Linked DNA regions of Homo sapiens: all the other regions are linked to region 2. A link is a contact called in ENCODE Hi-C or POLR2A ChIA-PET data. All regions are on one chromosome and are shown on one strand. Each heading gives the region's core, a stretch centred on a gene start or an enhancer-like site at or near the end of the contact. The rest is flanking DNA. Distances are from core to core; before and after follow the strand shown. Region 1 holds the start of UQCC4 (ubiquinol-cytochrome c reductase complex assembly factor 4). Region 2 holds the start of JPT2 (Jupiter microtubule associated homolog 2). Region 3 holds the start of GFER (growth factor, augmenter of liver regeneration).

Region 1 (4,761 bases), core at 159-2,658, 260 kb before region 2:
CTCGCTTTGTCGTGCAGGCTGGAGTGCAGTGGCGCGATCTCGACTCACTGCAAGCTTCGCCTCCAGGGTTCACGCCATTCTCCTGCCTCAGCCTCCGGAGTAGCTGGGACTCCAGGGGCCCGCCACCACGCCCGGCTAATTTTTTGTATTTTTTAGTAGACACAGGGTTTCACCGTGTTGGCCAGGATGGTCTCGATCTCCTGACCTCGTGATCCGCCCGCCTCAGCCTCCCAAAGTGCTGGGATTACAGGCGTCAGCCACCGCGCCCGACCGGAAAAGGAAACTTTTAAAAATAGCTGCTGGTGCAACTAACTTACGTGCTCTGGTAAACAAGAAGAGATTAAAATAAAAAACAATAGCTGCCCAAATACCCCCTTTTTAAAAACTAGATGCAAAAAAAGGGAATCATCTAATCCCATATTATAAAATTAAAATTTATTTTCATTTGTTGTTGTGTAAAACTCACATGTGGAAGTGTTCCTTGCACAGGCCGCAGCATGCAATACAGTTTCACACTTCTGCCAGATATTCTATCTCAGAAAGCAAATTACCTGCAAACTAACACTGGATGACAAGTGTCACCAGAAGTGCTTTGGAAACATGATTATGTTATACAAAGACTTGGCAAATCCAACAGCATACAGTGCAACTGAAACCTTCCCCAAGGATCTGAGAAGTCTTGCCGATGGAATCCTTGGACATCAAGAGCCAGGCGAGGAGCAGTTTCCGATCTGCTGAGATTCTGCTCCGCCTTCACGCGAATCAGCATAGCCAAGTGCCCCATCCACCAGCCAAGTCCTTCAGTGCTGAGGACGCACGCATAGCCAGGACAGTCACGGGCAAACGTGACATCAAATCCGAAGGGCGGCTGTCGGCTCCCTTCCTGCCAGCCCCAGCGGGCACCCCGTCAAGTTCTCGCTCTGTAGGCAGCTGGAGTCTCAGGCTCCTCAGAACGATCACTGGGCTCTGGCACCTCTCCCCACACCTGTCTCAACCACTGGTCCGCCTCGCTCTCCTCCCTCAGGTAGCACCAGATGATCAGCGCCACGAGGAAGCAGCTGAGGGGCAGCACCTTCCACCAGGGCCGCTGATGTCCCTTTCCCATGGTATGGCCCACCGACCAGCGGTGAGGGTTGGCTTTGCTGGAGGAAAACTCAATGGGGCGGTCAGGGTCGTCCTCTTCCTCGGCGGCAGGGTGGGCCCGATCCCGGGAACCGGGCAACGGATGAAGGCTTCGGGAAGCCCAGCCTATGAGCCTCAGCGCCCGGACGGCCCTGGAAGAGAGAGAGCAGTAAGCGCTCCGCCCGCCCGCCGGTGTCTGCCCTCGGCCCTCCGAGACCTTGAGGAGCTCACCCGGCCGCCGGGGCACACAAGACACGATTCATTGCTGCCTTGACTCCTCGACTGACGCCTTGGCGCGCCGTGATAGCGTCACTTCCGTCGCCGGAAACCGGAAACCGGGCGCCATACCAGGCCTCCGCTCACGACTACAGAACGTGGTCCCAGTAGCGCAGCGGAAATGACGTTCGGCTGCGAAGAGCTCTTTCCGTCGCAGGCCCGGAGTGCGCGATGGCATGCCGGGAAATGTAGTTCTCCGTCCCTTTCGAATAGGACCGACACCCCGGTCCCTGGCCCCGAAGAGAGGCGGGCGCCGCGGGGGCGGACGTTGTCCTCAGAGAGTTGTCTGAGTTTGCCTCGGAGCAGTTCTGAACCGTCATGAAGGTGCGCGGGGCCTGGTTGGGGATCCGCGCCCTCAGCCCTGCCCGCCTGCCCTGGGCTGGGCGCCCGCACCTCTCTGCCGGCTTCCCCGAAGGCCGTGGCACCGCCCTATTTTTTTTTTTTTTTTTTTTCCGTTTAGTTCTTTTCGTGAGACAGGGACTCTCTCTGTCGCCCAGGCTGGAGTGCAGTGGCGCGATCTCACGTCACTGCGGCCTCTGAAACCGCCTTTGCAAAAATTATCACTGAGGAAATGACAGTGGAAGAGATGAGACCTAAGGGGCTCCGTCGTGCTTCCCACCCTTAAGCTGTCCTGGTTCATTCCTGGGCGTGGGCAGAGCTAACTTTGGGAAGGATTTCAGTTCATGGTTTCACTCTGAATCAAAGTCAACAGCCCTTTCCAGAAAAAACCCCCGTCTTGCCTGAAGACCAGTCTGCCTTTGCAGGACTAATAAATCAGCTGCAAAATTAGAAATTGGCCGGGCGCCGTGGCTCACGCCTGTAATCCCAGCACTTTGGGAGGCCGAGGCGGGCAGATCATGAGGTCAGGAGATCGAGACCATCCTGGCTAATACGATGAAACCCTGTCTCTACTAAAAATACAAAAAATTAGCCGGGCGTGGTGGCGGGCGCCTGTAGTCCCAGCTACTCGGGAGGCTGAGGCAGGAGAATCGCTTGAACCTGGGAGGCAGAGGTTGCAGTGAGCCGAGATGGAGCCACTGTACTCCAGCCTGGGCGACAGAGCGAGGCTCAGTCTGAAAAAAAAAAAGAGTCTGAACCTCCCCAAATTGCTCCTGGGGATAACATCACTATTGTAAAATCTAAGATCAGGCCGGGTGTGGTGGCTCACGCCTGTAATCCCAGCACTTTGGGAGGCCAAGTCGGGTGGATCACGAGGTCAGGAGTTTGAGACCAGCCTGGCCAGTATGGTGAAACCCTGTCTCTACTAAAAATACAAAAAGTAGCCTGGGGTGGTGGCGCTCGCTTGTAGTTCCAGCTACTTGGGAAGCTGAAGGAGAAGAATCGCTTGTACCCTGGAGGTGGAAGTTGCAGTGAGCCAAGATCATGCCATTGTGCTCCAGCCTGGGTGACGGAGCAAGACTCTGTCTCAAAAAGCACAACAACAACAAAAACCTAAGCTCAAAGATCAGTGCCTGAAATATTTAGCAGAGCGTGCACTGGATGGATCAGCTGGTACCACCCAGACCGGTCATCTGGCCCAACCGGTTCTGCCATGCCCGCCAGGAACAGAAGAGTCTGAACGTGAGTCCATCTCCAACCTGACCAACCAGCACTCCCCACTTCCCAAGCCTCTACCCTCCAAATTATCTTTAAAAATTCCTATCCCCAAATGCTCCGGCTGACTGATTTGAGTAATAATAGAACTCCTGTGTCCCGCACAGCCAGCTCTGCGTGAATTACTCCTTCTCTATTGCACTCCCCCTGTCTTGATAAATTGGCTCTCTCTAGGCAGCAGGCAAGTTGAACCCATTCGGCACTTAGACCTCTGCCTCCCGGGCTCAAGTGATTCTCCCACCTCAGCTTCCTGACTGGCTGGGACCACAGGCGCCCACCACCAAGCCTGGCTAATTTTTGTATTTTTAGTAGAGACGGGGTTTCACCATGTTAGCCAGGCTAGTCTCGAACTCCTGACCTCAGGTGATCCGCCGGCCTTGGCTTCTAAAAGTGCTGGGATTATAGGCGTGAGCCACCACGCCCAGCCTTTATTTATTTACTTATTTATTTATTGAGGAGGAGTTTCATTCTCATCGCCAGGGTTGGAGTGCAATGGTGGGATCTAGGCTCACTGCAACTTCTGCCTCCCGGGTTCAAGCGATTCTCCGGCCTCAGCCTCCCAAGTAGCTGGGATTACATGTGGGCACCACCACACCCAACTAATTTTTTTGTGTTTTTAGTAGAGATGGGTTTTCCCCATGTTGGCCAGGCTGGTCTCAAACTCCTGACCTCAGGTGATCTGCCCACCTTGGCCTCCCAACGTGCTGGGAGGTGAGCCACTGCACTCCGCTAATTTTTTTGTATTTTTAGTAAAGACGGGGTTTCGCCATATTGCCCAGGCTGGCCTCGAACTCCTGGCATCAAGTGATCCACCCACCTCAGCCTCTCAGAGTGCTGGGATTATAGGCGTGAGCCACCATGCCCCTCTCTGTTTTAGGAGAGACTCTAATTCCCCTAAGTTGGGCCTCTACCCTACTCCCGTTCTTTATTTTTTATTTTATGTTTTTGAGACGGAGTCTTGCTCTGTCGCCCAGGCTGGAGTGCAGTGGCGCGATCTCAGCTCACTGTAAGCTCCACTTCCCGGGTTCATGCCATTCTCCTGCCTCAGCCTCCCGAGTAGTGGGACCACAGGTGCCTGCCACCACGCCTGGCTAATTTTTTTTGTATTTTTCAGTAGCGACGGGGTTTCACCGTGTTAGCCAGGCTAATTTTTTTTGTATTTTTTAGTAGCGACGGGGTTTCACCGTGTTAGCCAGGATGGTCTCGATCTCCTGACCTTGTGATCCGCCCACCTCGGCCTCCCAACGTGCTGGGATTACAGGTGTGAGCCACTGTGCCCCGGCCCCACTCCCATTCTTTACCGGAGACCTGCCACTTACCCAGAGTCGTCCAATCAGGGCTGCAGAGTCTTCTATTTCCTTTGGGTCTGGGGTCCCCTGAGTATTGTCCCTTCAGGGTTCACCAGAAAGATGTTACAGGACCCCAACACTTTCCCAAAGTTAGCCTTTGGGAAGGGGGCTTCCACACGACAGTCTCTTCTGTGGTTCCCCAGAAATATGTTACAGGAAAGGGGTCCTGATCCAGACCCCAAGAGAGGGTTCTTGGATCTCACGCAAGAAAGAAGTCACGTCAAGTCCATAGAGTAAAGTGAAAGCAAGTTTATTAGGCAAGTAAAGGAGTAAAAGAATGGCTACTCCAGGGCATGGTGGTGCGCGCCTGTAATCCCAGCTACTCCGGAGGCTGAGGCAGGAGAATCACTTGAACCTGGGAGGCGGAGGTTGCAGTGAGCCTAGATCGCACCATTAAACT
Region 2 (4,480 bases), core at 359-2,858:
ATCTTTCTGTTGATTCGTCTTTTCTGGAGATTGGGACAGAGCATCTGTGGTCCAGGGAAGTTAGTCCTCTGGCCTCAATTCTGTTGTGGATGTGCAGTGATAAGCGGGCATTGCGTGCCTCGGGGGATGCCTAGTTCGTGGCTTCCTGGCTGTTTTGTCCTTCTGTGTCTTGTAGCTGTAGGGTGCCAGCTCAGGGAGTGGGGTGTTGGCGGCGTTTCCGCGGTTGGCCTCCTTGCTTTGCCGCACCTCCAGGTTCTGGGCATGAGAGGCCGTGGCCTCATTTCTGGTGGATAACCTTTTTAGTTTAATAGCATCTTTAATTAGATCACAGCATTGAATTCAAAATTTCTTCTGCAAAGAAAGTTGTGGGGCATAAGACACCGGGAATGAGGGAGGAGGAAGACAGTTGTGTTTTCTCTTTAAACCTTGAGCTCTAGCCGATGCATTTGTCAGGAAATACAGCACTTTGTCTTAAGAAAACAAGGAAGGAGGCCGGGCGCAGTGGCTCACGCCTGTAATCCCAGCACTTTGGGAGGCCGAGGCGGGCGGATCACCTGAGGTGGGGAGTATGAGACCACCCTGACTAACATGGAGAGACCCTGTCTCTACTAAAAGTACAGAATTAGCCGGGCGTGGTGGCGCATGCCCATAATCCCAGCTACTGAGGAGACTTGAGGTAGGAGAATCACTTGAACCTCAGCGGCGGAGGTTGCAGTGAGTCGAGATCGCGCCAGTGCACTCCAGCCTGGGCAAGAAGAGCGAAACTGGGTCTCAAGTTAAAAAAAGAAAGCAAGGAAAGAGTAATTTACAACGAAGGAAAAAAACCCACAGCACACCCTTCGCGGCTGTCAGCGCTCTCCTGATGTCACAGTGGCTGCGTGTCCTTGGGGTGGGTGAGGTGTGGGGAGCCCAGCCCCTGGCCCTGCCTCCCGCGCCCCGCTCCCCTTCTCTCTCTTACTCGGTTAAGCCATAGCGAGGCCTCCGCTCGTTTCAGATATGAATTTGTTTTATAGATTATAAATATGCATATACAGTGTATGTATAAAGCAGAATGCCTGCCTTTCCTGGTTATTTTTTGTACCATATTGTAAATTATATTATTTATTCTTTACCAATTTTGGGAATAAAAGGTGTTTTGGTTATTTAATATAATAAGAGCTGTTAAACTTCTGTTTAAATTTCCAGTTCAACTTGTAAATGTTTTTATTGTGCATAAATACATACTAATGTTGATCTAAGGACTGTCGTTTGTGCCTGTTCTTCAGGGCCGCGCGCCCATGCCCGCAGTCCCTGGTCGGGCAGGTGCGGCCCAGGTGCGGCCCCGCGGTCGGCTCGCGGGCTCCCGCAGACCGGGCTTCCTCCCGAGGGCGCGGCCGTCCCAGGGCCCGCCCGGCCCGCCGCCCAATGCGAGCTCCCACCTCCGCGAGCGGCGTCGCCTTCCCCAATCGGCTGCGGGCGCGGCGCCGACCGTTCAAAGCCTAAGTCGTCGGGGGTGGGCGTGAGGGGCGGTGGCCGCGCTGAGATAGGCTGCGGAGGGATGATTGGCGTCTTGGCGCCCAATGGGCGCTGGCGGGCGGCCTTGAGTACCTGCGCTGGGCGGGCGGGAACGGCGCGCGGCGAGCTGAGGGTGGCGGCGGTCGACATGTTCCAGGTCCCGGATAGCGAGGGCGGCCGCGCCGGCTCCAGGTGCGGCGCGGGGCACACGGGAGGCGGGCGGATAGCGCGACCACGTGGCGGGAGCGGGCCAGCCCAGGGCGTCCACCAGCCGTGTGGGGTTGGGGTGGGGTTGGGGGGCAGGGCGACCTCACAGAGGCCCTCGGGGCCGCCGCCCGCCTTTCTGCGCCGCCGCCAGACCGAGGCCCGAAGCCCGAGGGGCCGCTCGCTGAGGCCCGGGCTGTGGAGAGCTGCCCGCGACCGAGGCCGAGGGCGGGGAGGGGCGCCCGGGCTCTGGGAACAAAGCTGTGTGGAGGGCGGGCTGCGCTCCCTCGCGCCTGGGCGCCCGCGTTCCGTGTGGTGCGTTCCGTGGGGGGTTTCCTGGGGGCGGGGTGTGCCCGTGGGTGCGGCCCATTTTGTCTGTGGGATGCGTGTCCATGTTCCCGGGGGGGTGTCCCTAAGGGGTGTGCGGCGATGTGTTCGTGGGGGGTGTCTGGCCATGCCCCCGCTCCTGTGCGTGTGGCCGTGTGCCCGTGTCCCTGGTGTGTGTGTGGCCTGTGCCCTGCCCATGGCCGCGCTTCCACTAGTTCATGTGAGTCCACTTCCTTTGGAAAGTGCCAGGGCGTCTGGGGAAGAGTCAGTTCTATCTCCTGGGAAGGTGGATGGCGCTCCTGGGCTTCGCTGTAGGAAGAAGTGGATTGGGACGAAGATATCCTGACTCAGCTTTAATAGCCAGGAACACTGAGCACACTTTTCTTATGTTTTTGAACTTTTAAAGCACTCTTTGGGTATTGGGACTCGCATGAATTAGAGGGACAGAGCTTACAAGGTCTTTCGTGCCACTTGAGCAGTAAACTTGCATTGTGAAGTTTGGGTCTTCAGATGCCTGAGGTTTTCTGTATGATGAGCCCCTCTGTGGCACAGCCTCGCCAGAGAAGTAGAAGAGAATATGTGTGCCATGACTGTTAAGACCAATACTATATTGCTTCTCAGCCTTTTGGCTATGATCAAGTGAAGACAAATACTATATTGAATAAATACTAAGTAAAAGAATTGCTCCAACTTGCTAAAAATAAAAACCCTTTAGATTGGCCGGGCGTGGTGGCTCACACCTGTAATCACGGCACTTTGGGAGGCTGAGGTGGGCGAGTCACGTGAGGTCAAGAGTTCGAGACCAGCCTGGCCAACATGGTGAAACCCCCGTCTCTACTAAAAATGCAAAAATTAGCCAGGCGTGGTGGTGTGTGCCTGTAGTCCCAGCTACTTGGAGAGGCTGAGACAGGAGAATCACTTGAACCCAGAGGCAGAGGTGGCAGCGAGCCAAGATAATGCCACTGCACTCCAGCCTGTACGACAGAGCAAGACTCCGTCTCAAAAAAAAAAAAAACCCTTTAGATTTGAGGGAGTTAGGTCAGTATTCAGTAATACTTGTAACCAAATAATTACCCGTGGCAGGGTGCAGTGACTCAACGGCTGTAATCCCGGCACTTGGGGAGGCCGAGGCAGGTGGACCACGAGATCAGGAGATCGAGACCATCCTGGCCAACACGGTGAAACCCCGTCTCTACTAAAAATACGAAAAAATTAGCCGGGTGTGGGGTGGCGGGTGCCTGTAGTCCCAGTTCCTTGAGAGGCTGAGGCAGGAGAATGGTGTGAACCCGGGAGGCGGAGCTTGCAGTGAGCCGAGATCACACCACTGCACTCCAGCCTGGATGACAGAGCAAGACTCCGTCTCAAAGAAACAGCCCTTCATCCATGGAACAGTGATTATTATGCCTAGGTCTGCACCGATGTGGGACCAGGAGTTTAAACTAGTGCTCAGAGCGAATCCGGTTTCTGGTTCCTGGTGGCCAGAGTTTTGCACCACCCACATCAGTGGGGGGAGGGACTGCATCCCCAGCCCTGTCCCAGTTGTGTGCATTTAGTACGTTTCCTTTTTGTTTGTGCTGCCTGGCACTGGCTGCCCGGTAAATGATGGTGTTTATTATCACCCTGAGCGACGCCGATGTTTTTATATTGACTTTCACGCTCCAGAAGTTAGCTGCACAGGGCCGCACTAAAGTCATACTCACACTACCCTGGGGGACTGGTTTCTGGACAAGGTGTTGAGAAAGGGAGAAAACTCTTCCTTTTAGGATGGTGAGGAAGGAAAGCCGGTCTGAACTGGATGATGAGGTATCACTGGAAGCTTCTGCTTGGGGTCCACCAGACGCTGCACATTTGCCACTCATCTGAACGGGGTCGAGTCGCAGGGCGGGCGCCTTGTAAGCGTCACATTTAGTTTTGCTGTGAAGCGAGTCAGGTGGTGGCTGTAAGATTACCTAGCCAGGTTTTCCTCTCCTGAGACCTCACATCTCTCCTTTCCTTGCTGAGGGATTGTCTTGTGTTAAAGGGGTTTCGTAAAAGCGTTATGCTTTAGCCGCGATTAACCTGAGGTCTTCCTTCAAGCTGGAACATTTCTATTTGTAAGGAATTTAATCCAAGTTTATTTCTCACTGCTTCTCTCTAAGCCTGACCAGTCCCCTCATCCTTTCTGAAACTCGGGGACAAACTATTAGAGAGGGTCAGGAGCATGGAGACCCCCGAGGAGGGTCACACAGCTTTTCCCTACCTCTCCAGTGCTGCAGTCCACTCCAGCTGTGTGAGGTTTTTCTTCTCCTGTGCGCTTGAGTTTCTCTTGTGTGTTTTGAATATCTTCACTGAAATATATGGAAGGGGTACCACAAAAGGCAAAAAATAATTGGGAAGCACCCCCCACTCACATTGTGAATTTGTCCCCAAATGTGTGAGCTCTAGCGTTCCCCCTCCCCCTATTAGTGTCATAGTG
Region 3 (4,806 bases), core at 223-2,722, 310 kb after region 2:
ACCAGTCTGGGCAACATGTTGAGACCTCCATCTGTGCCCCCCAAAAATACAAAAATTAGCTGGGCGTGGTGGCGTGTGCCTGTAGTCTACTTGGGAGGCTGAGGTGGGAGATCACTTGAGCCTAAGCAGTCGCGGCTGCAGTGAACAAGATCGCGCCACTGCACTCCACCCTGGGTAACGGAACAAGACCCTGTCTCAAAAAAAAAAAAGAAATCCACTCCCCATATGATAGCCAGCGGAATCTGCAGCAAACTGAAATGGGATCAGATTGGGTAACCTTGCCCAAAACTGTCTAGCATCTTCCCTCCTACCGTTATAATAAATTCCCAATCCCCGAAGCTGCCGACCAAGTCTTTGGTGGGCCCCTGTCCGTCCCTGGATCTCCCCTCCCACCTTACAACCCTCCCTAGCGTCCCACTGGCGTTTTTGTTCCTGCAAAATGCCAAGACCCTGCCACCTTGGGCTTGGTCTCGAAGGCGCTCCTCAGCTGATTCCTCATCCTTCAGAAAGGGTCACCTCCTCAAGGAGGCCTTCCAGATTTACTACACCCTTGCATGGACCCACCAGTTTGTACGTGAACATTTATGAGTGTGAGTCCTTGTTTTTTTTTCCTGTCTTGACCACTGGATTATGAACAGAGAAGGTCAGGGAACAGAATTGTGTTCCCTGCTCTGCCCAGCACTTGGAACAGCGCTTGGAACAGAGCGGTCACTGCGCAAATAATAGCGGAATGGATAAATGAACGCAAGGAGGCACAGGAATCCCAGAGGCCGCTCCAACCGGGAGCCCGACCCCTCATCCCAGGCTCTAGGATCCGCGACAGCCGGCGAGGGGCGCCAGGGAGCCCAAGGCACGCGCCAACCCTCTGCGGCCGCGCCGCGCCCTGCGTTGCCAGACGCCCGTTGCCATGGCGCCAGGGAGGGGACAAGAGCCCAGGACCCTAGCGCGCGCCGCAATCTGTGCGGTCACGCCCGGCCCGCGTTGAGAGAGCGCTTGGCAGCCAGCGGGTGGACGCGCCCCTCAGCGGAGGGCACAAAGCCTGGCCGCAGGCACGCAGGACACTCAGAACGGAGCGATGGGGACGTCGCGGGCCGCAACACGGACTTTGCCTGGGTGTCAGCTCGGGTCCACAGCGCGGCCGAGGCGCACCTTGCGCCACACACTGCTCTTTTACTGGAGAAAGCGGGACGGCCGCCACGGACGGCGCAACCCCTGCGTGCGCCGCGGATCGACGCCTGAGGGCGCCAGCAGGGTCCGACCCTCCTGCTCCGTCCCCGCCCCTGTCCTCGGGCCCGGCCAGCGCCGCGGCCTCTGGCTCCGCCTCCACACGGGCCCGCAAGCAGGCACCGCCCCCGACTCTGCCCCCAGCCCCGGCTCGGGCCCGGCCCCCGCGAGCACGGCGCGCGCCTCCGGCTCCTGTGGCCGCGCGCTGGCCTGGAGGCTGACCTGGAGGCTCATCTGGAGGCCGAGCTGACCCGGCAGGCCTTGCGCGGGCAACATGGCGGCGCCCGGCGAGCGGGGCCGCTTCCACGGCGGGAACCTCTTCTTCCTGCCGGGGGGCGCGCGCTCCGAGATGATGGACGACCTGGCGACCGACGCGCGGGGCCGGGGCGCGGGGCGGAGAGACGCGGCCGCCTCGGCCTCGACGCCAGCCCAGGCGCCGACCTCCGATTCTCCTGTCGCCGAGGACGCCTCCCGGAGGCGGCCGTGCCGGGCCTGCGTCGACTTCAAGACGTGGATGCGGACGCAGCAGAAGGTGCAGTTCCCTGCCCGATTTCTCCCAGCCCCGCGCAGCCCCTGTCCCCGCCCCCGCCCAGGTACCCCGGCAGAGCTTCCCAGGGTTGCCTGTCCCTGAACCTTGCCCCCCGGGTAGGCCCGGCCTTACAGCCTTCATCCGCGCGTGGGTTGGATCGTCTGCAGGACTTTGGCCGGAGTCCAGTGGGCCACCGGCTGGGCCGTACAGTGGGGAGCTTTGGGCGCCTTTGTTCGGAGAATGAACTCACTCTCGGTCGGCCTGCTTCCGCAGCGGGACACCAAGTTTAGGGAGGACTGCCCGCCGGATCGCGAGGAACTGGGCCGCCACAGCTGGGCTGTCCTCCACACCCTGGCCGCCTACTACCCCGACCTGCCCACCCCAGAACAGCAGCAAGACATGGCCCAGTTCATACATTTATTTTCTAAGTTTTACCCCTGTGAGGAGTGTGCTGAAGACCTAAGAAAAAGGTAAGATGTGTTTGCACGCAGCAGAGCTTTGCACTGGAGCCTGGGCCTGGGGCTCCTGGCTGACGTTATAGCGGGGAACGTAGAGAAACGGATGCAGAGGTGGCAGAAGTTTGCTGAGGAGCAGGGACCTCCAACAGGTGAGGACTGGGGCTATCTGAGCCTCCTCCTCTCGTCTCAGAAGCCAAGCTGTCGGGATCTGCTGCTGGGTACTGCTCCTGCCACAGCCACAGGGCTTCCAGGAAGGGATTCCCTGCCTTGTCTGGCACTGAAGGCGGTTTCCCGCAAGTTAGGGAAGACTCCACTTTGCCTGACTTCTAGAGTAGGACTTCTGGTTTTAAAATCTTGGAAATCCACTGCTTTTGCTCCCAAGAGCCATCTCTTCCTCACTGAGGGATCCAAGAGCCAGCACTGGCCCTTGCAGGTGTTTCTAGGCCAGATGTATAGGGTAGAGCCGCCATTGTTGCTATAAGGCTGGTCAGTTAGAATGAAGTCTCTTGCTGAACTGACGCACCAGGGCCTGCCCTCAGATGCTAAGAAACAAGTCCAGTTTTCAGTTACAAGGCTGTGCCCAGCCCCACCCAGGCCACACTCTGCCTGAGGCCAGGGACACTGGATGCCGCTTCCTGGGTGTTAGGAGCTTATAAAATTGCCAGGTCTGTGCTGTAATGTGTTGCCTTGAGGCCTCGTTGGAGTTTGCCAAGCTGTCCAGGTGGGTGTTTGCGCAGCCCTGGGAGTTCATCACACCCGGGGAGCTGCAGGGTCAGCCCTGTTCTGGGAGTGCCTGTACCTTGGAGCATAAGGGCACTCCCAGGTGTAGTTCACAGCAGTGCCCCAGCTCTCCTTCCTTGACAGCAGACAGGGAACTGGCAGGGGCAGTGGAGCCGCTGCGTCCTCTCATTCTTTACCTGCTCTCCCTACACAGGCTGTGCAGGAACCACCCAGACACCCGCACCCGGGCATGCTTCACACAGTGGCTGTGCCACCTGCACAATGAAGTGAACCGCAAGCTGGGCAAGCCTGACTTCGACTGCTCAAAAGTGGATGAGCGCTGGCGCGACGGCTGGAAGGATGGCTCCTGTGACTAGAGGGTGGTCAGCCAGAGCTCATGGGACAGCTAGCCAGGCATGGTTGGATAGGGGCAGGGCACTCATTAAAGTGCATCACAGCCAGAGCCTGTTGTGTCTCAGTTGGGTGGTCCCCAGGACACTGCCTGTGGGGACCTGCCCTGCCCCTCTTAGGTTTGGAGCAGAAGTGGAGGTGCCCACAGCAGGTACCCACTGGCCCCCTCCTCAGTGGAGACCCCAAGGAGCTGCAGCTGAACTGCAGGGGAGGGAAGGAGGAGCAGCCTGGGCTGCCCCTTGACATTCAGGATGTAGCTTCCTGCCCACCGCATACCCTGGCGCCTCACTCCTCACACGGGAAGACAGCGGGCCTGGCTGGGCATCCCTGTGCCTGTCCCTGGCGGCCAGGCCATTGCCTTCCCACTATGCAGCCAGGGATGCCCCTGCCCCCCATGGCTCTGTGCTGCTCACTTTAGGGGGCTCAATTCTCCACTCTGCTCAGTCCCTACAGGGAAAGCTCAGGTCGGGTCTTTCTGAGGGTCCACCAGCCATCCTACCCTCTCCCTGCCTGGCACATGCCTGCCAGCGTTGTGTCATGCCTGTCCACAGGGGATTCGTGGGGCTCACTTCATCAGAGTTTGAAGCCCAAATGAAACGCTGAAGTGACTGAGAACCTGGCTTCAGTATATTTTCTGCTGGGGCTTAATAAAGCAGTAGACAGGGCTTGTTCCATCCCTCTGTGCTCAGCTGCATTTCCTGCTGGGGTCCTGGTTCCTCAGGAGAGAGAGACCACAGGGTGAGAGTGAGCCAGGAACAGCAAGGACGTTGATTGGTTGGGGCAGGGGGGCCAGAGTAGCTGATGTAGGAGTACTGGGAGGCCAGACGGCACGAGGTCTCCAAGGCCCCAGCAAAGCCATGGCTTCTACCCCTAGTTCCCCTGACAGGAAGTTCTTGGCGGGTTTGGAGCCAGGGGATGGCATGGAGTGATGTGGCTTTGAAGGGTCCTCTGGCTGCTGAGCTGGGATGAGGCAGGTAAGGGTGGAACAGGAGGGGTGGGGAGGAAGCCGGGGCAGTCACCGAGTGACCACCAAGAGGAAGACCCACCCCACGGCGGGGACAGATGCGGGGTACGTTAAAGGGAGAGCCAGAGAACTCATGGGGTGAGGATGGAGTCCGAGGAGACTGCTGGGAGCCGCCGTGTGGGTCAGAGATGGAGAAGGCTGAGTGCAGCAAGGTGGGGGGTGACTGGGACCCAGCCTTTGGGCCTCCCCAGCCAGAGCAGCCCAGCAACAGTGTGTCCTGTGGTCATAAAACTCCAGGGACCTCTATCCTCCAGGAGTCTCAGCCTTTCCCTGGGCGCAGGCCCACCTTGGCATGGCCGCCTCAGGCCTCCATGGAGGGAGCTGCTATGTCCCCACCAGATTGGCCCCGTGCGGCTGCTGGCTTCTGTAGAGGCTGCCCAGAGGGGCCAGGTGGCACAAATAAGAGAGGGGAGATGGGGGGCAGCCAGGAGAGGAGGTGT

Evidence for each region. A loop is a pair of places that touch in the nucleus more often than their neighbours do. ChIA-PET counts read pairs that join two places held with the same protein, here RNA polymerase II (POLR2A). Pooled maps may share reads with other maps.
Region 1: a loop to region 2 is called in a map of CD8-positive, alpha-beta T cell, with 12 times the contacts of the local background. The contact joins the promoter of UQCC4 here to the promoter of JPT2 in region 2. A Hi-C loop is called at or near these places in 4 of 168 maps with a recorded cell type or tissue (CD4-positive, alpha-beta T cell, CD8-positive, alpha-beta T cell and naive thymus-derived CD4-positive, alpha-beta T cell), 13 of 37 single-sample maps with no recorded cell type and 15 of 50 pooled maps. POLR2A ChIA-PET finds 5 or more read pairs at or near these places in 12 of 52 experiments (CD4-positive, alpha-beta T cell, CD4-positive, alpha-beta memory T cell, CD8-positive, alpha-beta T cell and 7 more).
Region 3: a pooled map shows a loop between it and region 2 (10-fold over the local background). The contact joins the promoter of GFER here to the promoter of JPT2 in region 2. A Hi-C loop is called at or near these places in 5 of 50 pooled maps. POLR2A ChIA-PET finds 5 or more read pairs at or near these places in 6 of 52 experiments (B cell, MCF 10A, WTC11 and 3 more).

Annotation. Positions count from the first base shown.
Region 1 is chr16:1,419,339-1,424,099 of GRCh38, forward strand. It overlaps UQCC4 (ubiquinol-cytochrome c reductase complex assembly factor 4), which reads right to left and starts at 1,409. Exons shown (of 2, transcript NM_001272051.2): 1 at 1,354-1,409; 2 at 414-1,274. The coding sequence starts at 1,385. The coding sequence ends at 908. RefSeq lists enhancers at 700-1,555, 1,043-1,112, 1,123-1,172, 1,423-1,582, 1,556-2,409 and 1 more.
Region 2 is chr16:1,676,671-1,681,150 of GRCh38, forward strand. It overlaps JPT2 (Jupiter microtubule associated homolog 2), which reads left to right and starts at 1,609. Exons shown (of 5, transcript NM_144570.3): 1 at 1,609-1,686. The coding sequence starts at 1,643. It overlaps CRAMP1 (cramped chromatin regulator 1), which reads left to right. Exons shown (of 21, transcript NM_020825.4): 21 at 1-1,238. RefSeq lists silencers at 1,236-1,635, 1,666-2,025 and an enhancer at 1,466-2,101.
Region 3 is chr16:1,982,721-1,987,526 of GRCh38, forward strand. It overlaps GFER (growth factor, augmenter of liver regeneration), which reads left to right and starts at 1,473. Exons shown (of 3, transcript NM_005262.3): 1 at 1,473-1,756; 2 at 2,027-2,223; 3 at 3,146-4,806. The coding sequence starts at 1,499. The coding sequence ends at 3,308. TBL3 (transducin beta like 3) reads left to right here. Exons shown (of 22, transcript NM_006453.3): 22 at 1-209. RefSeq lists silencers at 12-204, 1,225-1,764.